Regions from separate parts of the Mus musculus genome. Here regions 1 and 2 are each linked to region 3. Evidence: chromatin loops called from intact Hi-C (ENCODE). Cell type or tissue: heart. All regions are shown on one strand.

Region 1 (8,000 bases), 150 kb after region 3:
GCACATGCCTTTGATCCTAGCATTTGTGAGGCAGAAGCAGGCAGATCTTCATGAGTTTGAGGTCAGCCTGTTCTACATAGTGAGTTCCAAGACAGCTAGAGCTACAGAGTGAGACTCTGTCTCAACAAAACAAAACACCAACAAATAAATAAATAAAATAAAAGACACAATGAGTTGAAAGGGAAGTTAAAAAAACAAGATTAGACCAGTAGTAGTGGCTCACATCTTTAATACCATCACTTGAGAGGCAGAGCCAGGTAAATCTCTGTGAGTGCCAGATTAGTCTAGTCTACAGAATAAGTTCTAGGACAGCCAGGGGCACACAGAGAAACCCAGTCTTGAAAAATCAAAAGGAATGAACAAACAACCCCCCAAACAAACAAACAAAACCCAGAAAAACAATTTGAAACTAGCAACAGATATTGATACATGCACACTTATTCACAGACTGCTTAGAAATTAGTGATGTTGTGCGCTCCAATAATTTAGAGGGCACATCTTAGGAAAAGTTATATAAAATATAATAAAATAAAAGTTAATAAAATATAAAGGAGTAAGCAACTATCTGACAATTTCTATTTATAATTGTGAGTGACAAATTGGCAAAACACAAATTCACAAGTCAATACAAAATTAGCTTCTGTGTTTGTTTATTTTTTTTTTCTGTAGATATGGTCAAATAAGAAAAAGGCTGCCTTAGTGAGAGTCCGCAAGCATTTCAGTTTTCCCTGTTCATATATCCACTGTTTTTTAAGCAAGACTTAAGATTTGTTATTATTTTTATCATTTTGTGTGTGTATGTGCACATATGCACACGCTCCTGTGCACTTGTGCACACATGCACACATGCATGTGTGAGTACAGGTACCCGTGGAGGTTATAAGAGGGTAGCAGATTCCCTGCAGCTGGAGTTGCATGTGGTTGTGAGCTTCTGCGACTCTGTTCTGCAAGAGCAGCAGGCCCCCCTAACCTCTGTCTCTCCAGCCCCCAAAGATCTATAACTCCTTTAAAAAGACGAACAAACAAACAAAAAACTATAAACCTTTTAACAGTATTCATGGCTTCTGAAAGGCGGTGAAGCACGGAATCCTGTGCCACTTTCAAGGAGAAACTTTTAAAAGTGCTTTCTACACAAGGATTAAACCTTGCTACAACCCAGTCCCACAATTTCCACAATGAAAAGTTGTAACAAAATCATTGAGCTCACCTCTGCTAGACTCTCTCCCTCATTATGGGGATAGCAAAGTAACAGAGGCCTCTTTAAGTGACACCCCATTGCTATTCCTAATCTGTTCAACTTTCCAGCAAGGCCACAGGCACAGAGTGTAAGGAATATTTTTTTCCACAAGATCCCATCTGGAAGTGTAATTCGCATCAATAAATCTCATATAACATTTAAGAACATGTTCAAAACACCTCTGCAAGGGTCCTGCTTTGGGATTCCACTACAAGTTTGTTTTTTTGTTTGTGTGTTTGACCGGAAGTTCCAACAGTCTTGTGGCTTGTGATCTTACACACTTCAAGTTCAGTACTTTCAAAGCTCATTGGAGTTGCTCTCTTGGCCCAACAGGGTTTTTTCTTAATTTACTTTGGTTGTGATCAATATAATTCATATTATACCTTGTTATTATACCTTCATATTACCACTTGTTTCACACCTGTGTTCTGACCCCACCACTCTGTCCTAAGCCTCACCATGACCTGCACAGGTCTGCTTTTAGCAGAAAACCTTATATGGAATAACAACCCCCAGATCACTAACGATGATTTTACTATATACTGTATTTCCAAAATCCATTCGGTATTTCAGAAACGGTGCTTATCTAATCTAATTATGATGACGTCACCAGACACTAACACCGCCCACAATGACATTTACATGAGCATTGGTTGCAGTACAAGGCAATTTTCAAATTTTCAGACTTGTGTTTACTCGCTGTTACAGGTGACAGATTGAATGCAACGTTAGATGGTTAAACAGCAAAACAACTCAAGTTACCTGTCCCACCATCTTCCACCTTGAGTACAGCGTAATTTCGCTGGGTTTCATTGAACCAATTCATTCTATACCTGAGACAGGTCTCCAAGTCAGCCTTTGCATGAGAAAAACAACAGAATTCTAGGAAGAGACTATAGAATCCCACTCTGCCCGCTGTAAGATAACAGGCTCCTTCATTAAGCAACTCGAGTTGAGCTTATTGCAACACTAGAGCGATTCAGGAATAAATCTGTCCCTAAAGCCAACCTCCACGAAGGAAGTAGCCACAGCCAGCAAGGATGCTGCAGTGAGCTGCTCTCAAGAGCTCCCGACCACCGAGCGAGGTTAGCTCGGCCTCCTACAACCCCTGGAGGTACGTGTAGGTAGGTACTTGTAGGTACCTCTCCGGGGTATTTGGGCCAAGGGCCGCCTGGGACGCAGTCAGGAGCGGCACCGAGACTCGGACACGTCCGAAGCCCGAGAACTCCGGACCGCGCCACGAATACTGCGCCGAGGCACCGGAGGGTCCGCAGCTTCGGGTGGCCGCCCCACACCCCTTCTTTCCGGGGCCTCTTGCCCTGAGCCCACACTGCGGCTTGCTGTCTGCCGACCGAGGCCTGGGCACCACGCATCTCGGAGCCCGCTCGGCCAGGCCGAGCTGGAAGCGCCCGCCGAAGCTGCCAGCACCGTCTCCCGCGCTCACCTGCTCCGCGCGCCGCCACCGGCTCCCGATCCCACGACGTAGTCAGCAGCTCTCGCGGCCGCGCCCACCGGGCTCCAGCACCCGCATGCCGGGCGCCCAGCCTCCTACTGCCTTCCGGGCTCAACGAGACCCCGCCCACTGCCCTACTGCGCCTGCGCGAGTGCGAGAGCCCTTTTCAGAGGCTCCGCCCACGCTCCGCGCGAAAACCAATTCCCGGTGTCCGCCTCCATAGGCCCCGCCTACCCTCCGCTTTGGGGCCAATCCTGCTCCTGCTGTGCGCCGCTCTGCGCCCTTGTGCACAGTTGAGCGCTCTGCGGTGCGCCCTGCTGCGCCGCTGCTGCCCCTAGGCCCTGTGGGTGTCACTTTCTTGTTTGTTGTGCAGGTCTGACAGCAGCTTTTGTAGCCTTCCGGATAACCCGCACCTCCGGGAGAGGCAACTCGTCCGCTGAGACCCTTTGTTCCCACTGCCCTGCCGGCCTTCCATTCTCTGCTATAAGAACGGTCATTTTAGGTGGAAGAGTCCAGCCTTTGAAACCCTCTGTACGACCACAGGGGTCGTTTGGCTGCCGAGCCTTACACCTAGCCCAGAGGTTTTTGCTCGCCTTGTCTCCCTATTTTATATATACTTCTTCCTTTAGTGAGATGTTTGAATTTCACTTACTGACAGACAAACCTTAGGGAAAGAGTATAGAGTTCAATAATATAATAGGGCGTTTAGTTATCCTGGGTGAGGTCGTGGGTTATGTAAATTATTTTTAGTGTATATAATACATATGTACAAACACACAACCACTGAATTGTCCCTAATGCTATTGTAAAGTCTCAGACAAACAGGTAAGTAAGTAATGTCGGATAGAATCTACAGTTTCATTTATATAAAGGGAACGAACCAATGAGAGATTTTTTTTAAGTCTGATAAAGATTTAATTTGGGAGTGTTTGTGCCTGTTTAGTTGATATTTAAGAGAATCTCACTACGTAATTCATAAGAGCCTCACACTTGGATTCCAGACCCTCCTGCCTCAGTCTCCCCAGTGCTTGGATCACCATGCCTATCTACCCAGCCCTCAGGAGGTTGAAACAGGAGGATTGCAAGTTCCAGGCTACCCTAAGCTTTATAACTAAGCCTTGTTTCAAAAAACTAAAGTAGTAAAATTTAATGAAGCAGAAGTTTCAGGCACGGTATCTGCAACATTAAAGAACACTGGTCTACTTAATATTCTGAAATTTCTGACTGTCATGGCAATAAATTTTTTTTAAAGAAAAGAATAGACAAATGGGAGAGAACTGGACAAAACAGATGGCAGACACATTGTACCCCTTACATAAAAGAGTTTCTATGAATAGATTTTTAAAATGCCAAATGGTGTTTTTCAATTATTGGTGAAATGTTCAAGTAGGATATTAGAAGGACAGGGAATATAAATGGTCAATTTAAAAAGACCTTTTCTGATTTCTAGCACTGAGGGAAAAAGCTTACTCTTACCATGGACTCAACCAACTGCAACTCAAAAATCTTTTGTGAGGTCTAAGAGTTGCCTAGCATACCCGAAGCCCTCAATGTAAAACTCAAACACTAAAACACACCATCAAAGACTCACTATGCACAAATACAAACATCTATAATTTAATTGTACTGAATACATGCAGACTTATTATTCCCATCTTCCTAGTCCATAAATATGATATGACTATTTATATAGCAACCGTATTACAAATAATCTAGCAATGATTAAGTATATGGGGCTGGGCATATAGGTTTTGTGCAAATGCAGGGACATTATATGTGGAATGTTAGCATTCTTGGATTTTTTTTTTTAAGTGCTGGGAATTAAGCACCGGATATCACACATGCTAGGCGGATGTTTGTTAAACCTTCGGCCCTCATCCTTAGATTTCAGTATCTACTGGGAATTTCTGGAACTGATTCTCCACAGACACCAAAGGGATGGTGACTGTATACAAACTGACTGGCTTTAATGAGAGAAATGTATTCCTCATAGTCTTGGACTCTACAAGCTCCAAATCAGGTGTTGGCAGAGTTCGTTGCTCTGTTTGAGAGGGAAAGCCTTTCTGCTGGTTTTCCATCTTTGTCAGTCCTTGGTTAATGAAGGCATCATCCTGGCTCTGCCTCTCTCTCTCTCTCTGTCTCTCTCTCTCTCTCTGTCTCTCTCTCTCTCTCTCTGTCTCTGTCTCTGTCTCTCTCTCGTGTGTGTGTATGTGTGTGTGTGTGGTGTGCGTTGCACACCTATGTGGGCCATTTCCTTAAAAAGATGACATGTAAGCTGGATAGAACTAAAGACTGCTTAGAGCAATTACGTTCCTCACTTTAACTTACTTTGTAAAAACACTAGCCACAAAGTCACATTCTGAGGTTCCTCAAATTAGCACTTCAACATACAAATTTGGAGGGGGCATAGTTTAACCTGTAACATACAGTCCCAGAGGGAAACTGAGGGCAGAGGCAGGGTTTGGAGCATTGCAGCTGCAAATCGAAGACTACCAAGGACTGTTAGTTGTCCTCAGAGATAGACAGAAATGGAGAAGATGCCTCCTTAGAAGCTTCAGAGTGAGCAGGGCTGGCCAGCATATCCATGTCAGCCTGTCAGCCCCTGGAACTGTAAGAATATGCTCTCATTCTTGCTTGTTTATTCAGCCACTAGTAAGTCTATGGTGCCCTGTTACAGTAGCAATGGGAAACTGGTCCGTCGGACACCTTGAACTCAGTGGATGCACGCTGAATGAATGACCACACCAGCACATATATCTATGGACAGATGAACATGTGGGGTTGGTAGAGGAAAGTGTTCACATCACAGAGAAGCCATTTTTCTCATGAGCCGTATAACATTGTGTGTCACAGACACTGATCCTGCCCACGCTGGCGGACATGACATCAGAAGTGGTACAGGCATCCTTCTTGTTGAGTCCTGCTTGGCGACTTTTCCTGGAGGGATGGGAACTAACACCTATTCACTCTTCACTCTAGGTAGGGCACCAACTGCTGGCCAAAGAAACTAGTCCCACTTTATCTAGCTTTGTGAACAGATTGGTTTGTTATACAGAGTGCAAGGATTCCCACAGGAAAGTCTCCTCTTCCCCAGCAATTGTTTACTGCTTAGATAACCTCAGTGAGGGGGCTTTATGCCTCAAGAGTCTTAGGATTTTCTTCTGAACTCTAATTTTCTTGAGAGTCTGCCTCCTGAGCAACCTCCTACTCCCTCCCTCTTCCCTTCATAAGGAATGTTTAAATGTGGAGGAGACAGCTACACGCTAAGAAAACTGGCCAGACTTCCTGGTGTGTGCCCAGGCTGTATCCAGCCAAGCAGAGCAGAGCACAGTGTGAAAACATGTCCCTCTGGCTGCCAGGGACCTTTTATCCTTCCCATGGGACTAAGGCACTGTTGCTGCTGCAGCAGCAGCAAGAAATACTCATCTAAGCCTCTCGATTAAAAGCATTCTCTTCCTTCTGCCATTGGCCCTTCGGGATTCCCTGGATTTTGTTTATACGAGGAAGCGTTTAGATTTCAAAGGCATGGCGATAGCTTTGGGACAGTCTCCCCTTCACATTCTTGTTCTTATTCTCTGTCGTGCTCAATGGGATTCTTTAAAACAGTCCAAGTTTCCATTCTTCTTTCCCTCTGACTCACTCTCTCCATCCCACACCTTGAGACAACAGAAAAGTGCCAATTAGAGCAGAAAAGCTACGAGGTAAAACAAAATAAAAACAAACAAACAAAAACAACCAAAAAAAAAAAAAACCCAAAATCACTATGATGACTATTGATACAAAAAGCTCTGGCACTAAGCCCTGGTCGCAGCAGGACTGTAGCCCAGTGTTTTAGAGGGTAAGACAGAAGATGACGAGGTGAAAGTCAATACTGAGATTGCAGTTTTGCTTTCTCGAAACACCTGTCTGTGGTTATAGCTATCTTAAAATGGAAGATGTTCAGCTGAAGGCGATCTTAAATTCTTGGTCCTCCTGCCTCTGCCTCCCTCATGCTGGGATCACATAGGAGCACCACCATACTTGGATTCAATGATCCTTTTAAAAATTAAATACCCAACTGCTATACATTCTACTCTTCAAGACGTTTTTTGAGATGTGACCCCATTATAGAGTCAAGGCTGGCAAGTGACTGAGGGCCTCCTGTTCGGTCTCCTGAGTGTGGAGAGAGTAGCAAGTGTGCACCACCCCTTATAAGATTTTTATCTGAGAGAAATTTGTCAATAGAGAATCTGTTGGCAATGCATAGCGACACGATTTACAGTAATGGTGATGCACACCTGTTATCTCAGCCCATGGGACACAGAGGCAGAAAGATCTCAAGATGGAAGCTAGGTCAGCTAACCTGTACTGCGTGACTATACTCGATTTTATAAGAGAAAGAGGGAAGGTTACTATTGGTATATTGTTTGGCATGAAAAAGAACAAATTATGTGGACTCCTTAATTTTAAAATGTGTTATACAAGAACACATCACCTCAGTAAACCAGAGTGACTCTGGCCCAAATTCTTATGTTCAAATGTGGTACTAGTTTCATGGAATATTTATAGTAGGATTACAAAGAAAATCATAAATTCACACATTTTTTTCAGTTACATTGGTGGCAACATCAGGAAAGTAGGTTACATATAGCAAAGCTGGAAATGTCCAGCATAAGCCTTAGATGCCCTCTGATGACAGCTGTGGAGTTAAGTATAGACCAGATAGAGAGGCATCTAAGGTTTGTTACCTGGCCTTTGAAGCCCACTTGTTGATTAAGAACTAGTCAAAATGCTAAGAATAGGGGCTAGAGAGGTGGCTCAGAGGTTAAGAGCACTACTGACTGTTCTTCCAGAGGTCCTGAGTTCAATTCCCAGCAACCACATGGTGGCTCCCAACCATCTGTAATGGGATCTGATACCCTCTTCTGGTGTGTCTGAAGACAGTAGCAGTATTCATATACATTAAATAAATAAATCTTTTTTAAAATGCCAAGAATAAATGACATAAGTGGGGCATCTATAGAACTCCCTCCAAGGTACAGGAACGTCACAGACGAGGTGGCAGAAAGAATATAAAGGCCAAGGACAAGATCCCATGCAGACAGGTCTTTATAGTAGGTGTATGTCAGCTCTATGTCCCTTACGCAGACACAGAAATGGAAAGGTTGTATGTGTATTTAAGGGGGCGGGGCCCTCAGAGTGTGGTGTGCATGCAGTAACCCTAGCTCTGGGAAGAATGAGCCGGAGGTTTGGAAGTTCCAGACTAGACTGGGCTACCTAGTAAAATTATGTTTCAAACAATTTTTTTAAAAAAAAAAGTAAAAGAAAAAT
Region 2 (8,000 bases), 75 kb after region 3:
CTGGGTACTCTGGAAGGGCGATGCTCCTAACCACTGAGCCATCTATCTCTCCAGCCTCTAAAATGTTTTGATTTTCAAGTGTGATATTCCTCCCTCTCCTAGGTATGATTGGTATTGATTTTTTAAAGAGATTTATGTATGTATGTATGTATGTATGTATGTATGTATGTAAGTAAGTATGTAAGTATGCTGTAGCTGTCTTCAGACACTCCAGAAGAGGGTATCTGATCTCATTACAGATGGTTGTTAGCTACCATGTGGTTGCTGGGATTTGAACTCAGAAGAGCAGTCAGTGCTCTTAACCATCTCTCCAGCCCCTGGTATTGATTTTAATACAGAAATCTTTGGACAAACATGCACAAGAGATTTCTTGGCCCAAGTGAGAAAAGGCTGCATTTAAAGTACTAAATACTATTTAAATTAATCTACTTACACACTCCGTTCATTTTCATGCTGAGCACCGACAGACTTGTATAAGAGTCTTGTGTGTGTTGTAGCATTGGGGGAGCGGTGGACCTTAGAGCCTCACACATGCTAAGCAGAACTCACAAATACAGAACTATGTACTCAGTGAGTCCCAGAGATGGTTTCTAGAGTCTTATGCAAAATTAATTTGTGTAGTTCAGTGCTGCTTTAGTCATTTGTACTTTATCAGTTGTATCCACCCAAGAACCAATTTATTATTATAAAGTCTTTAAGAATGCCTTTTAGCCAGTCATTGGTGGCACACCCCTTTAATTCCAGCACTTTGGAGACAGAGGCAGGTGAATCTCTAAGTTCAAAGCCAGCCTGGTCTATGGAGTTCCAGAACAGCCAGGGCTACAAAGAGAAACCCTGTCTAGAAAAAGAAAAAAGTTCTTTTGTCCAGTATGGTGCCTCACAGCCATAATCCCAGTGCTGGAGATGCCGCGGCAGGGGGATTGTGATTTCCAAATTGCCCTGGGCTTTATAAAGCGGTTCTTTCTCAAAACATAAAAAATAAAGAGCGAGCGAGCTGTGGATGCAGCTCAGCGGCAGAGTGTGTGCCCAGCACATGCAAGGTCCTGGGTCCAAGCACCAGTTTGTAATAAGATTAAAATACTATTCTGACTGGTAAATTAAAACCAAAGAAAGAACTGTGTTTCCTAAAACGGCTGCTATGTTAAGAACTTGCCGTTTTTATACGTACTGAGGAGGGAAAAACTAAACATGGTTGATGTGATACATTTCTGTGCTCCGGAATCTATCCTTAGATGCGGGCTTGTTCACGGCCACTGCTTCAGGTGCTGCACTGCAGTCTTCTGGTAACCGTTGTCAGCTGTGGTGTTTGTTCAGTGTCACTGAGTCACTCTGCACTGCCACTGTCCTCTTTACCTCCTGTTTTACAAGGGGATTTTATGACCAAAGCTCAATAGTAGTGACTACTCTCACTTGACCTTAGAAACCACCTGTGCAGTAGGCTGGGAATGACCATTTTTAACATCCCAGGCTGGGACTTCTGAGTCTCTCCTGTCTCCCCAACATTGGCAGGTTCCGATCTTCAAGAGCCGTCTCTATGAACCGAGGGAAGTGAGAGCTGCATCAGTGCTTCTGTAGGACTTTTCCCGCAGCGCTGGGGATCAGCCAAGCGCTAGGAACCACTCTACCACTGAGCTGCACCTCCACCAAGCCGCCGCTCGCAGCTTTCGCATCTGCTTTTTAAATTTCCCTCCTTTCCTGCTCTCCCGCTCTCCACTCACTTGCTGCCATCCTTCCTTTCATTTCACGGCATCCCTCAGTAGACTGGGCTCAGACTTGCTGTAGATTCTGGGCCTTCAGGACCTCGCACATACTAGGCAAATGCTTTCCTCTTGACTTACACGCACCTTAGCCCTTGATAGCTGACAACTATAAAAAGTCAAGTGTAATAAGGCTTACTTGTAACTTTTCCAAAACCATTTTACAGGTTTTTTGTGAGTTCCACAGCATGCACCCTAGCTGGCTCATCTTCCACCCCTGTCTATGTGCTCTCTGCCCTTACAACCCCCCCACCCACCAAAGGAAAATAAAATAAACAAACAAAAAAACAAACAAAGCATAGACAGTATCCTGGAAGCCGTAGTGCGTCACATTGTGTCTCACACATCTTAGCTTGTAAATGTTCACTGCAATGAGTCATTGGTCTGCTTCCAGGCCTCTGGCTTCTGATATTTTATCAATACCGGGTCCTCACTCACCAGGACTCTTGTTGGATATCCTATTGTTCCCCTGTGTCACGGGGATCCTGCAGCTTTGGATCAGCAAGACTGGTCTTGATGTGCCTGGGCACTTCATAAATGAGGTAGATGCTGGGATGGGCCAATCAAAGCCCTGGATGTGGGCGTGGGTGGTAGCTAAGTGGTCAGCTCACCAGCTCTCCCTTACCCATACCACCAGGGCGAACTCTGTAGCCCTGCCCTGGATAGCTCACCCAATGCCTTAACCAGCAAGAAACAGGGTGAGCTCTCCCATGCTCTCCGGATGACTCGCCTGCACTCATGTCACTAGTGCCAGCTCCACTGCGTTGCCCAGGTGTGCTCAGAGCCTGATCTCCTAAGTGCTGCTGCAAGTCACTCAACAGTAGGGCCAGGCCATCAGCACTCATGACCCCAGGGCCAGCTCTCCAGACTCCAGCTGATGGGGATGGGAGAAACACACACCACCTTCGTTTCCATGTTGCCTTGTGGCAGATGAGTGGCTGGCAGAGTCAACTCTCATGCTCACAGCTCACCCAAGGCCCTGTTACCAGGGCCAGTTCCACTCTGCTGCCCGGGTGGCTGCCAGACCAGGGACATCTGCACATCTCTAGTGGTAATAGGAGCCATGGACATCAACACAGACCCGGACATGGCCCTCAGGTGGCAGTACTGGCTGGGACCTCACCATGGCCTTGGGTGGCCGGGCTGGCTGCTCAGGACAGGCTGTTCCTTTCTACCCCCCGTCTCCAGTTCCAGCTCTCTTCATATGCTGTGCTTCTTTCTCTTTCTCCACACTTGTCCACCACATACTTGCACATTGCAGTGGCTCCCACTGTGGGCAGGCCACGTGGCTGGTGGGCCTCTGGGTGCCCTCCTCTGCCCACTCCACAGCAAGTGGGCCTCTGTGTATACAGCACACCCGTGCCATGTGGCTGCAGGCTGCTCTCTGGATGTTCTCCATCCACATTGCCTGGCAGCAGGTGGGCCTCTGTGTGTCTTCTACCTGCTCAGGCTGCTGGACAGTGTAGGTGGGACTCTCCCTTAGGACCTTTTAAAATATTTTAGCTTATTTTTATTTTATATGTGGAGTCTTTTGCCGACACACATATCTGTGTACCGTATGCCTGCAGTTCTCAGGGAGGCCAAAAATGACATCAGATCCCTGAAACTGCATTTACAGGTGACTGAACCACCATGTGAGTTCTGGGCAGCACATGCCACCACTTCAGCCCCCACCCTCGTGACCCCTCCTTAACCTGTCTAGGAGCAGTCTGTGAGCGAGCGAGCGAGCTAGCGATGGCCTTGCTCTGCAGTCCCCTCAGTGACGCCATTGTTTGAAGCCCTTGGGGGACACTGATTTAGGGTCTTGTTTCATTTGTTAATTTTGTTTCCATTTATAAAAGCTTGAGTGCCAAGCATGTGCAGTCTCTTGTAATCTAAGTGCAAACATAGTTATTAACTGGAAATTTTACAAATATCAGGATAAAAATGTAAATTTTTATTTTTTCCAACAGATCATTGAGAAGGCAGCTGAGCTTGCCAGCGGAGACAGTGCTAATGTGTCAGTAAGTACCAAGCTCCATCTGGTTCTCACTGCAGAGCTCTGTGATAGGAGGGGCCTTCACCTCATCTGTTGTAAGGAATGTGTGAGAGATGTAACGGGGAAGCAGTCTGTGAGTGTGGATAAGTGTGCGCATCCCAGTGCTGCCTAAATGTGGCTCTGTTGGTGGCTTGTATGACTTGAATGGGAAGCCCGTTTCTGCATAAATTCAGGGATGGCCCACGGTAGTTGCTAGTGCACACCACAGAATTCCAATGCTATCTTAGTGTCAGCTAGCTAAGGAGGCTGTGTTCTTTCAAGTAGCAAAGAGGAAGAGGGAGGGCAGAAGGAGGGGATGGATGGTTGGTCCTTTTGGACTTGGAGAACAAGAAGACACGAGGTAGGCTGGAGGCTGTTAGAGTGGCGGATCTGCCACTGATGATTTCCAACTTAGAAGAGTTGGTGAAATTAGGATTCTAGGTTCTGTGCCCAGCGATTGTGCTATCTGTTGATTCTAAACTAAGGTTGCTGGTGTTTTCCTTCTTGTGACAATACAGCTGAGCATGAGGAAAAGGTAACTGGCTTTCGAGAGTACGCCTCAGCTAACTGCTAAGTGGGATTGACAGCAGCCAGCCTCGGGAAGGAGAGAGCGAATTCAAAGCTCTAGAAAGACAGAGCCAGCTTCGGCAGGACGGGCTTTGGCAAAAGGCAGACATGTAGTCTCATGTACTGAGCTGGGAACAGACTGAGACCTCTGCCAGCGATAGTGTGTGTTGTTTTTTGATATTATATGCTACACATCTTCATATTCCTTATATGTTTGGGCTATCTTGGGGTAGGGAACTGAGGGTTGGTAGAAATCAGGAGATGGTGAGTTGGCTCAGGAGCGATAGTGTGTGTTGGTTTTGATATTATATGCTACGCATCTTCATATTCGTTATATGTTTGGGCTATCTTGGGGTAGGGAGCTGAGGGTTGGTAGAAATCAGGAGATGGTGAGTTGGCTCAGGAGATAAAAGTGCTTGCCACCTGGCATGACTTTAATCCCAGCACTTGGGAGGCAGAGGCTCACTAGCCTGATCTACAGAGCAAGTTAAAGAAAAAATTTAACTCAAACAATAACTTTATAAGCTATTTAAATGGTACAATATATTTAACCTAAAAGCAATAGTGCCATCTAGTGTTTGCACTTGGATTTTATACATAACTCATAACCTATTAACACAGAACAATGCAGACTTCTTAAAAGGAGCCACGTTAGTGAACCTAGTACAGAATTTCAGTTGGTAAAGCTCACAATTATAAAGTCATTGTATATAAATTTGCTGAACGGTTGCACAGTTAAATTCCATAATGGCCATTTTACTTTCTTAAAGAGTCGTGGTGGAAAAAAATTTCTTGCTGTGCTGAAAGAAATCTTGGACAGGGACCCCCTGTCTCAGCTGTGTGAGAACGAAATGGACCTTATTTGGACTCTACGGCAAGACTGCCGAGAAAATTTCCCTCAGTCACTGCCAAAACTACTCTTGTCAATCAAGTGGAATAAACTTGAAGATGTTGCTCAGGTGACAGAAAATTCCTTGTCCCTCCCTCTCCCATCTCTTCCTTCTCTCCCTCCACTTTCTTTCCCCCAAATAACAAGTGTGTGTGTGTGTGTGTGTGTGTGTGTGTGTGTGTGTGACTCTGATTTTGTGTAAAATGTCTTTCCGCAGAAGTATTTCCATTTGTTGGATGTTTTGTTTTGTTACTATGTAACCTTAGCCTCTCTCAAATGTCCAGTCCTCCTGTCTCAGCCTTTAAGGGCTCCACATCTCACAGAGCCATGGCAGAGTTCCTCTTCTGAAGACCTGGGTGTGGCCACAGCTATGTCTTCACATGCAGCTCCAGCTCTTGCCCAGGGAGTCTTGTCGTCTAATGTCCTGTAGCATTTATAACAGGATTTATTAGCCATAAACAGAATGTAGGCACTGTTCAGTTCTCGTGGACCACTCACTTTTATTTCTGATCTGAGGAGCTCGAGCTGTTCTGGCTAATAAAAAGTCTGTAAAGTAATAGATTTCTTTAAACATTCATCTAAAGGCAGATGGGCTTGGTGGTGTGTGTACCTTAAATCTCAGCACTCAGAGGCAGAGACAGGCTGATCTCTGAGTTCTAGACTAACCTAGTGTACAGACAGAGTTCCAGGACAGCCACAGCTACACAGAGAAACTCTGCCTCAGACAAACACATACATACATACTATACATACGTACATACATACATACATACATACATACATACTTTGTAGTTTTAAAATGAGTTATTGACTTTCTTAGTATATATGTCTTTACTTAGCTTGAGACTTGGCTTATTTATAGTTGTTTTGTTCTTAAATTATGCGGTGGTTAATCACTGTAGATACCTGCAGTGTCTTACTTTGTTTTTGGTAGGCACAGAATAACCTTTTAAACGTACACAGAATGTTTCAGAAACAAAGGCAACCTTTGTTAGTCTGCATCTGCCAGGATGTTTGAGGCATCAGTAGTTAAATTTTTTCCTTGTTTTGACTCATCTGTGCTCCCATGTGCCGGGAAAGGTAAGTTACTTTTGTCCACCAAACTTCTGACCCAGTTTTCATTTTAAACAGCTTCAGGCGCTCCTGCAGATATGGCCCAAACTGCCCCCCAGGGAAGCCCTGGAACTCCTGGATTTCAACTATCCAGACCAGTATGTCCGGGAATACGCTGTAGGCTGCCTTCGACAGATGAGGTATCTCTTTTCTGGCACCATCATGGGGCAAGGAGTTACCAGAGTGGGCAAGGAATGTGTGTGAGCACTGGTGGCCAGGTCTTGTGTGGGATCTTAGCGCCCTCTGCTGGCTCTGCGGTGCAGCCCTTACTGCTGCATGAACACTTTAGGTGTGGGAAGGCCACTTTCCCCTTTCACTACAGGACCGAGTTCTGAAACCTTGGTTTCCAAGCGCCTGCCCTTGGCCAACCCTGGAGGCCAGCACTTCTAAACTGAGCAGCCATGCCTCTGTCCCCTCTTTCCTTCCCCATAGTCTATTAATTGCCCCAAATAAGAAGGGTTGGTATTTTAGGATGGAGGCAAGTTTATTTATTTTCACATGGGATCTGCCCTTGAACTCACCGTGTAGCCCAGGCTAGCTAGTTGTCAAGCTCAGACTGATCTTCCTGTCCCCATCCTGGCTATGGTCTTTCCTTGCTTTTAAAATCAGATCTATTTTGAATAGTTTGATAGGCAGAAGGAACTATGTAACCTCTGTATTAGTCTGAGATGTAGAATCCTATGACTAGGAGAAGCAGCCTCCCACTTTATATTTGTTGTTTCTAGTAGCTATAGGTTTTTATAAGTGGACATGGAGAAACTTTGTCTCAGAACCCTGATGTCCTTATTGACCCCTGGAACCTATCTAGACAGATTCACTCCACCACATTGTCCTCTGAACACTGGTACACATACCACATACATCACACACACACACACACACACACACACACACACACACACAAAATAATTATGTTATTTGGGGGCAGTGGGCACGACTCCTGGCAGTTTTTATGTATAATCACGTGGTACAGCGAATGTAAGCACATGACAGGCCTGGTCCAGGAGACCCACGCACATGAGCCAGGGCATGTGACAGTTGGTAGGGAAGGGTCCTTTCATGTTACAGGTGGCTGAGTTTCTCTCCCTTTTGTTTCTTTCAGTGATGAAGAACTCTCTCAGTATCTTTTACAATTGGTGCAAGTTTTGAAATATGAGCCTTTTCTCGATTGTGCCCTCTCCAGATTCCTATTAGAAAGAGCACTTGATAATCGGAGGATTGGGCAGTTTCTGTTTTGGCATCTTAGGTAAGTCTTTGCTATTGCGATTTGATACCATGATGTTCTCTAATAACTAACCCGGTGTGATGTCAGACAGCCAGTGGACTAGCAGCAGCTTCTCCAGGTGCTTTCTGATCCATCCGTGACATTTACACTGTTTGGTGCCTTCTCTTATCTTTTGATACCTAAATTCTGTTTTCATCATTTGGCAAAGTATTTCAGGTAAGTATTCTATGATACTTTCTAGATTTTGAACTAAAACTAGTAACTGTTATATTGTAATATTTTCTAACAACTAATTTTTGTTTAAAAATATTGATTAAATATTTATACTGTGTGTGTGCTCTGATCAAATCTACCCCAGCCACTCCTCTCCAGCTCCTACTGTCATTTTTCCCTCCCAGCTTCATGCGCTCTTTCTTAAGAAATGTTTTTATT
Region 3 (8,000 bases):
CCCTGTCTCGAAAAACCAAAAAGAAAAAAAAAAAGTCTGGAAGAGGGAAACCAGCAGTTTTCTCCAGTGGAGTGTCACAGCATTATACAAACCACACTCTACACTCCAGGGCAGGCTTCAGGCTCAAAAGTAGCTAACCTATACACAATCAACTCCATGTTATTTGTGTGTGTGACTCTGTGTGTGTGAGAACATAAAGTTGGGTGAGGGGGAAGGTGGGAGGGATCTGGAAGGATTTGGGGGAGGGTAAAGAATACAATCAAAATATAGTGTATAAAAATTAGAATTAAAAAAAAAAGCATTTATGAAAGAGTGTTTTTCTCGCCCGAGCCAAGAAGAGATGGGTATGGGGCATCTTTTCTGCTTCACCTTCTCTTTTGGAAGTTCCTCCCTCTCTTATCTGTAGGTTTCCCACTGCAGGGGTTGTCTGTCTCTGCACAAATGGCTGCTGCCTGGTCTTCCCCCCCCCCCCCCACCATGCTCATTCTCTGTCTTTTTTCTGTCCCCTTCCTCCCAAGGTTCGTGGCACGAACATGATAGGCTGGATCTTCTCCCCTGGTCTTTGGAGAGAAGAAGAGTGAGAGAGGCAGCAGGCCAGACTTGGGGGTAGGATAGGACGAGGTTGCCTTTATGTCAGTTCACCATCTAGGCTTTTCCCCCAATTCTGGGATAGTAATTAGTTTATGCCATGTGCAATTATTTCTCTTTCCCAAAAAATGAGTTAATGAGAATTGCAATGCACACCTGCAATCCCAGAACTTCAGATGTTCAAGGCTGTCAAAATTAATAAAATAAGACCTCTAAACAAACTAGTGGACTGGACTCCCAGTCATGCCTCCCCCCCATTTCCGTCCTTCCTGTTTGTTTGCTGTTATGAGCAGTATTATACTAAAACGGCTACAGTAGACTTTGGTCTGGTTGAAGAAATCATTGCCAAGTTTATGTCTTGTCTTGTTTTGTTTTGTTTTTAAAAACAACCCAGAAATTTAGTTCCTCATAGTCCTAAACTCCAAAAGTGATGTCAAGATGCCTGCAAGGTCGGTTCCTTTTAAGGAATTAAGACTCTGCTTTACGTCCCCCTAGCTCCCGTAGCTGCTAGGAACTTTAGTGTCCCTAGGTTGTAAAAGATGTATCAACATTCTTCACATTACCTTCCTCTGTTTGTCAAATCTATCTTCTCTCTTTTTATTTTTATTAATCTATCTATCTATCTATCCATCTATCTATCTATCTATCTATCTATCTATCTATCTATCTATCTATCTATCCACTCAGGGTCTCAGTCTCACTAGGTAGCCCTCGCTGGCTTGGAACTCACTATGTAGACCAGGCTGCCTCTAACTTTCTTCCTTCTATTTTCTCCACTCTTATTTTTCTTTTGACACGATTTCACAGTTTTTAGCCCAGGCTCAGGCTTCTTGAGTTCTGGCATTACAGGGTTGCCATTCATTCATTCATTCATTCACTCATTCATTTTAGGGTTGTTTTGTTTTGTTTTGAGACAGGGTTTCTCTGTGCAACAGCCCTGATCGTACCAGAACTTGTTTTGTAGACCAGGCTGGCCTTGAACTCTCAGAGGTCTGCCTGCTTCTGCCTCCCAAGCACTGAATTAAAGGTGTTGTCACCAGGCCTGGCTTTGCCTTTTCTTTTGTAGGGACATTTATCTTCGGGATTAGGTCGACTCTAAAGGAAGGATGAGCCCATTTCTAAGCATTTAACTTACCTAGATCTGCAAGCATTGTTTTTTCAGCTAAGGTCACATTCACAGATTCCATAAGGATGTTTCTTTGGGATGCATGCACTCCTATCTCCTGATTACGTGTCTCTCTCATTGCTAGGTTGGGGGTGGGGGATGGGTATGGGTGCCTGAACCTAGCTTTCTGGGGCTGACAGGCATTTAATCCCTTCCTCTAAAACAACACAAGATTTTATTGTAGCAAAACTTTTGAAAACCAGAAAACCTAATTATCTACTCAAATTATTACCCTCTAGCCAAACAAGCCACTATTCTGTTTGCACCCTTTCAAGCTATTGTGTATCATTTCAAGCTCAAAGCTTTTAAAACATGCAGGACTACAAATCAAAGCATGAATGTGTGATTAAGTCATTCATATACATCCAAAGTGCACTCATTCTTTATAAGGTCCCGATGACAAGTGGGTGAGGATCTTAGCGACAAAACAACGCGAAGAGGAATACATCACAGAACTCTTATCACACACAGACGATTCGAAACTCACTGGTGTACAGTCTAATCTCCCAGAGTAGCTTTTCCAAGTACTGCATAGCAATACTATCAGCAAAGAACAGTGTAAAGATTAGGCCTCGATCCACTCTTTGTCATAGTACATTCCTATTCTAGCATTTCCATCCCCGATATTCACAGAAACTTCACAGGTATTTGGCAAGCTTCTTGTTTTACTCTCTGTCTCTGTGTCTCTGTCTGTCTCTGTGTCTGCCTCTCTCTCTCTCTCTCTCTCTCTCTCTGTCTCTGTCTCTCTCTCTCTCTCCAGGTTTCTCTGTGTACTCCTAGCTTTCCTGGAACTTGCTCTGTAGACCAAGCTGGCCTCAACTCACAGATCTGCCAGCCTGGCTTGTGTCACCAACCCTTTCTGCTTGGTCAGAAAGCCATTGCTAGTCTAGTGCAAGATACTTTTGCTTCTGTGGTGGACATGAGACTGACCTTGTGGTGGAGGGGAAGGAAGAAGCTTGGTACAAGGGTCGAGGATCAACGTGTGAAGGTCCTTTACTGACATTTCTGGCTGTGAGCTCGCTAAATATTAAGGGGAATTCTATTCATTAGACATCTGAAAAGACCTGGGCTTCACAGTTGGGTTAAGCATTTAATGTCCCACTGGCAATGGGCTGAAGCCTCAAAAGCTCCACATAAAATTACTTGTAGAAACCCCAAACTTGTACAAGCATGGTGAAATAGGTTAACCTCTGTTTTTTGTTTTTGTTTTTGTTTTTTTTTTGAGACAGGGTCCCTGCTATGCAGCTTTGCCTAGTCTGCAACTCAGGAAGTAACCTAGCTGGCCTGGCAATGCACCTGCCTTCTGGTCCTGAATGCAGAGCTTTATAGGCATTAGCCACCACGCTTGATTTTTTTTTTTTTTTAAATCACTTAGTTACATCCGCAGAATCAAACTATTGTTTTGACACCTTGTCTCATTTTCCTTCTACTTGTAGATTCTATCCTAGACTACTTAAGTATTTGCTTGAATTGTTAGAGTGGCGTTAGGTTACAGTAGGTTTACTATATGTAAACAAAAAGACTACAAGTATCCCACGCAGGACCTCTTAGGCTATGTGAGTGCCCTACCGCTGAGCTCTATCCGCCGCGCCCAAGGTTTGGCTGACAGTAAGTGAAATTCAAGCGTCTCACTAAAGAGCCATGAAATTTCCCGACAGCAGGGAGACAGAGGCGAGAAAAAAAAAAAAAAGCGCTGGGCGAAGTGTAAGGTTTGGCAGCCAAACGTCAGCTGCGGTGGTGCAGAGACGAACACAGAAGTGTTTCAAAGGCTGGACTCTTTACATCTAAATGATCGTTCACATCGCAGGGAATGGAAGGCCAGCTGGGCCGTGGGAACAAAGGGGAGTCTGCGGAGAAGCGGAACCGGGAGGTGCAGGTTTTCCCGAAGGCGGCGAGCTGGGGGCTGCAGACACCGCAGTGCTCTGCGAGCCAACCCCAGCGCGCCGGCAGCGCAGTAGGAACGCGGCACCGACAGCCGCACAGGGCGAGGCTGGTGCTGCCTCCCCTCGAGGGGCGGGGCTTGCGCGGTGAGTGGGCGGGGCTGCCTGGAGGCGGGCGTCGGGGGATTGGCCCTAGAGGGTGGGCGGGGCCGGGCAGCGGGGAGGAGAGCCCGGGAGGCTCGCGCGCGCGCTCGCGCAGGCGCGGGCACGGCGGTGGCGCGCGCGTGCTCCGTCGGGCGGTGCAGCGGCTGCGACGGAGCCGGCCATGGTCGTGGGCGGTGGGCGGGTGTCGCGCTGAGCCCCGAAGGCAGCAAGAGACTGGGAGCGGGGCATGCGGGTGTCGGAGCCAGGCGGGCACGGCTGCGGGAGCTGCTGACGGCGCTGCGGGATCGGGAGCCGGTGGCGGCGCGCGGGGCAGGTGAGCGCGGGAGGCGGCGCGGGCTGCGGCGCTGGCGGCTCGGGCGGGCGCTTCCTGCCGGGCTCGGCCGCGGGAGCGCGGGCTCCGAGGTACGCGGCGCCCAGGCCTCGGGCGGCGGACACCGAGCAGCGGAGGGCGCCCGGTGGGCGACCACAGAGAGAGCGGGCGCGGCACGGCCCAGCCGGTGTCGGTGCGGACGCCCGGCGGCTGCGGACCCTCAGGTGTTTCGGCGCAGCGTTCACCGCACGATTCCGGGCTCTCCGGTTTCAGACCGGTCAGAGTCCCGGTGCTGCGGCTAACCCGTCCCGCGCGGCCTTGGCTGAAATACCCCGAGGAGACGTGAAGCGGGAACTGTGAATACTCACCTCCCGGGATTGCGGGAGGCCGTGCTAACCTCGCTGTAAGTGCTCGGTGGACGGGAGCTTTTGGGAGTCGCTCACTGCAGCATCCTTGCTGGCTCTGGCTTGTTCCTTCCTAGAGGTTGGTATTGGGGGCAAATTTATTTCCGAACCGCTCTAGTGTTGCAATAAGCTCAACTCGAGTTGCTTAACGAAGGAGCCTGTTATCTTACAGCGGCCAGAGTAGGATTCTGTAGTCTCTTCCTAGAATTCTGTAGTTTCTCTCTTGGAAAGGCTGACTTGGAAACCTGTCTTGGGTACGGAGTGAATTAGTGCTAAGAATCCTATCAGAATCAGAGTTTACACAACGTGGAAGATGGTGGTGGGACATGTTACCTGACTTACTTTGGTATTTAACCCATCTGAAGTGACACTTAAATTGTCACTTGTTACAGAGTATAAACACAGGAAGAGTATGGAAACATACTCCTTTTTTCCTGCATTGCTACATCCGAAGGGAGTGACAAGTGCTTTTGTAAACATCGTTGTGGGCAGTGTTACTTACTGTCTGGTGAAGTCATCATAATTAAATTAGATGAGTATTTATTCTGAAGTGCTGAATGGATGTTTGGGAATACCAGTCGTAATGAAATCTCCAAGGAGTCTGAGTTTCCAGGAGTTCATTATCACTTGCGGGTCTTGGTACTGCTTTGTAAGTTTTTTTGTTTTGTTTTGTTTTATTTTGTTTTGGATCTTTTGAGACAGAACCTTGCGGTGTTATGGATCTTTTGAGACAGAACTTTGCGGTGTTAGTCCTCAGTGGTCTGGAACTCACTCTATAGACTAGGCTGGCTTTGATTCATGCCTCTTTCTCCCTTGTCTTTGGATTACAGAACTCGGCATATCCAGAATAGATGTTAAAAGTTAGGGTGGCATCCACTTGTAGTCCCATTGCTGGGGAGGGGCACACAAGTAGATTCCAGGAGTTTGCTGGTAGACCTGCTAGCTTAGCAGAATCATGGCACCCTAGGCCAATGAGAGACTCTACCTAAAAAAATAAGATGTGTGGCATCTGAGGAACACACAACACACACACACACAGATTTTTAAAAAAGAAAGCAGAAGACAGAACTGTGTAGAAAGACTATATAATGTGTGAAAGATCAGGGTGGCTTGGATTAGGCTATTGCCCAAGTTTTGGAAGACCAAAAATCTGAAATGGTAAAATTGAAATTGTAGTCACTAAAGCCAAAAGGATTTAAGAAGCATCTTTAGTTTACCCTCGTGATTCACACACTGACTAGGACATTCCACCTTCAGGGTGTTTTTACAAAGTGGAAAAATCAGGTTGCTTTTCTTGTGCTAAAGATCATTGGCCTGACCACAAGTCAGATGTTGATTTATTTTATTTTATTTTTTAAAACTCAGGGCTTTTTATATCAGGGAAGTGCTTTATGCCAGAGCTTACCTGTCCCCAGCCCTGTTGTATACTTTAAAAAAAAAACAAAAAACAAAAAACCAACCCCAAACAAACCTAAAATGGAATATTGCTCTATCCTCAGGCTGGCCTTCGACTTGCAGCGTAGCTCCTGCTTCTTGCATCTCTGGGCAATTCTGCATCTCTCCACCCTAGTGCTAGGATTCCACCATACACCTGTAAACCACGCCTGGTTTTATGCTGAGCTGGGAATCAAACTAGCAGGCTTTCTGCATGTTAGTTAAGCACTTCAGTACTAGTTGGGCCACGTCCTGTCTCTGCCCGGGCTTCCCTTCTCTCGGTGTGTGAATGCTGAGGATTGACCCCAGGTCTTCACACAGGGTAAGATGCTCATAGCTAATGTCCCCAGCCCTGTTTTCCTGCTTTGGTTTTTATTTTTTGCAGGTGGATCAGTCCCTAATCAACTTGTTTTGTATATGCCAGCAAATTATATGGAAAGCAAAAGTGAATCCCGTAGCCTAGATGATTTTTTTTTACCTCTTCCCAAGACAGGGTTTCTCTGTGTAGTCCTGGCTGTCCTGGAACTCACCCTGTAGACCAAGGTGGCCTTGAACTCACAGACATTCCCCTGCCTCTGCCTCCAAAGTGTTGAGATTAAAGGCTGTGCCACCGCGGCCCAGTTGTCTGTTTTGTAGGTTGTTGTTCCTGCTACCCACAGTGAAAAGGCTGAGGGTCAGAAGTGCTCTAGACTTTGACCTAAGTCAGAGTCGAAAGAGGTGCAGTTGTAGGGATTCTGCCCAGGCTTTCTGAACCTCGGATTTTTAAATGATAGACATTAGCTAACTATGGAAGAGGTGGCTTTGGTGGAGACTCGGTATGACAGGAGACTCATATGATGGCAGGGAACCTTCTAGGCCTTAGAGTTTCCAGGCCTTCTTTCTCTCTTTGTTTCAGCCTCACACCTTGTGTTGAAAACATCCCAAATCCCCGAGGGCCTCCTGGCTGTCCCTCTTCATTTCTTTACCTGTGCTCATCCTGAATGATGTCATTCTCTTCCCTCTTTAAATATTATCACATGTTGTTGACTCAGATTTTTATCACTGGTCCTGAGCATTAAGCTTCAGCTACATCTAGACCTATACATTTTTCTTTTCTTTTAATTTTTTTGGGGGGGAGGGGATCTGGATAGGATGGAGGTTTTGTGGTTCTGGAGATGGAATCTGGCTCCATGGCCCTGTTTCTAGGCATCCTTTACATTTTTTTTTTTTAATTTTAAAGTTTATTTTACGGCTATGAGTGTTTTGCTAAGTGTGTGCTTGTGAATCGTATGAATGTCAGGTTGTCAGTGGAAGCCAGAAGTCCTCTGGATCTGAAACTGCAGAGGGCAAATTGTAGAGGTAAATTTGAAAGGGTTAGAGAACTGGTTATGTGTAGAGTAGAGGGAACAATGAATAAAGAGATGATTTATGAGCTGGGCGGTGGTGGCGCACGCCTTTAATCCCAGCACTTGGGAGGCAGAGGCAGGCGATTTCTGAGTTCGAGGCCAGCCTGGTCTACAAAGTGAGTTCCAGGACAGCCAGGGCTACACAGAGAAACCTTGTCTCGAAAAACCAAACCAAAACAAAACAAAACAAAACAAAGAGATGATTTATGTATGGATGCTGCCTGTGACCCTGACACTTGGAGGGCTGAGTCAGGAGAATCCTGAAGAGCCAGCCTGGCTGGTACATGAGTTTTAGGCTCGCTAGACCACAGACAGAGAGAGACACTAGCTTAAAAAAACCAGAAACTGGACCCAGGGCCTCTGCAAGACCAATGGGTGCTCTTAGCAAACAGCCATCCCTTCAGTCCAATTTGTAGGCATTTTAAATGTAATATGGTCAGGACTGGACATTAACTTAGTGGACAGAGCACTTGTCTAGCATGCTTGCAGGAATTGAATTTAATACTGTGTGTGTGTGTGTGTGTGTGTGTGTGTGTGTGTATGTGTGTGTGTGAGTGTGTGTGTGTGTGTGTGTGTGTGTGTATGTGTTTGTATGTGTATGTAATATTCAAATAGAGAGCTCTTAATTCCACTCCCTAACCTTTTTTTTTTTTTTTTTTTTTTTTACTT

The links. Hi-C counts contacts between places; a loop is a spot of excess contacts. Peaks named below come from ENCODE experiments on the same cell type or tissue, not always from the same donor. Only the 100,000 strongest peaks of a DNase experiment are listed, where the experiment ranks them.
Region 1: a loop joins it to region 3, with 4 times the contacts of the local background. A loop is called at or near these places in 2 of 42 quality-filtered maps.
Region 2: it touches region 3 in a loop (2.0-fold over the local background); 8 of 42 quality-filtered maps call a loop at or near these places.

The regions. Positions count from the first base shown.
Region 1 is chr9:98,981,194-98,989,193 of GRCm38, reverse strand. It overlaps Faim (Fas apoptotic inhibitory molecule), which reads right to left and starts at 2,821. Exons shown (of 5, transcript NM_011810.3): 1 at 2,682-2,821. In heart, a CTCF peak has its summit at 3,008; a DNase peak (open chromatin) is centred at 2,863; H3K4me3 peaks cover 1,758 bases; H3K27ac peaks cover 1,383 bases; H3K27me3 peaks cover 1,396 bases.
Region 2 is chr9:99,061,320-99,069,319 of GRCm38, reverse strand. Pik3cb (phosphatidylinositol-4,5-bisphosphate 3-kinase catalytic subunit beta) reads left to right here. Exons shown (of 24, transcript NM_029094.3): 12 at 3,710-3,760; 13 at 5,112-5,300; 14 at 6,362-6,483; 15 at 7,446-7,589. Among named protein-coding and RNA genes, the nearest start is that of Gm1123, 30 kb to the right of the region's middle. In heart, CTCF peaks have their summits at 4,924 (motif pointing left) and 6,590 (motif pointing left); a DNase peak (open chromatin) is centred at 6,519.
Region 3 is chr9:99,136,102-99,144,101 of GRCm38, reverse strand. It overlaps Pik3cb (phosphatidylinositol-4,5-bisphosphate 3-kinase catalytic subunit beta), which reads left to right and starts at 3,891. Exons shown (of 24, transcript NM_029094.3): 1 at 3,891-4,111. It also overlaps the pseudogene Gm2773. In heart, no CTCF peak of the experiment used is centred here; a DNase peak (open chromatin) is centred at 3,781; H3K4me3 peaks cover 2,487 bases; H3K27ac peaks cover 1,520 bases.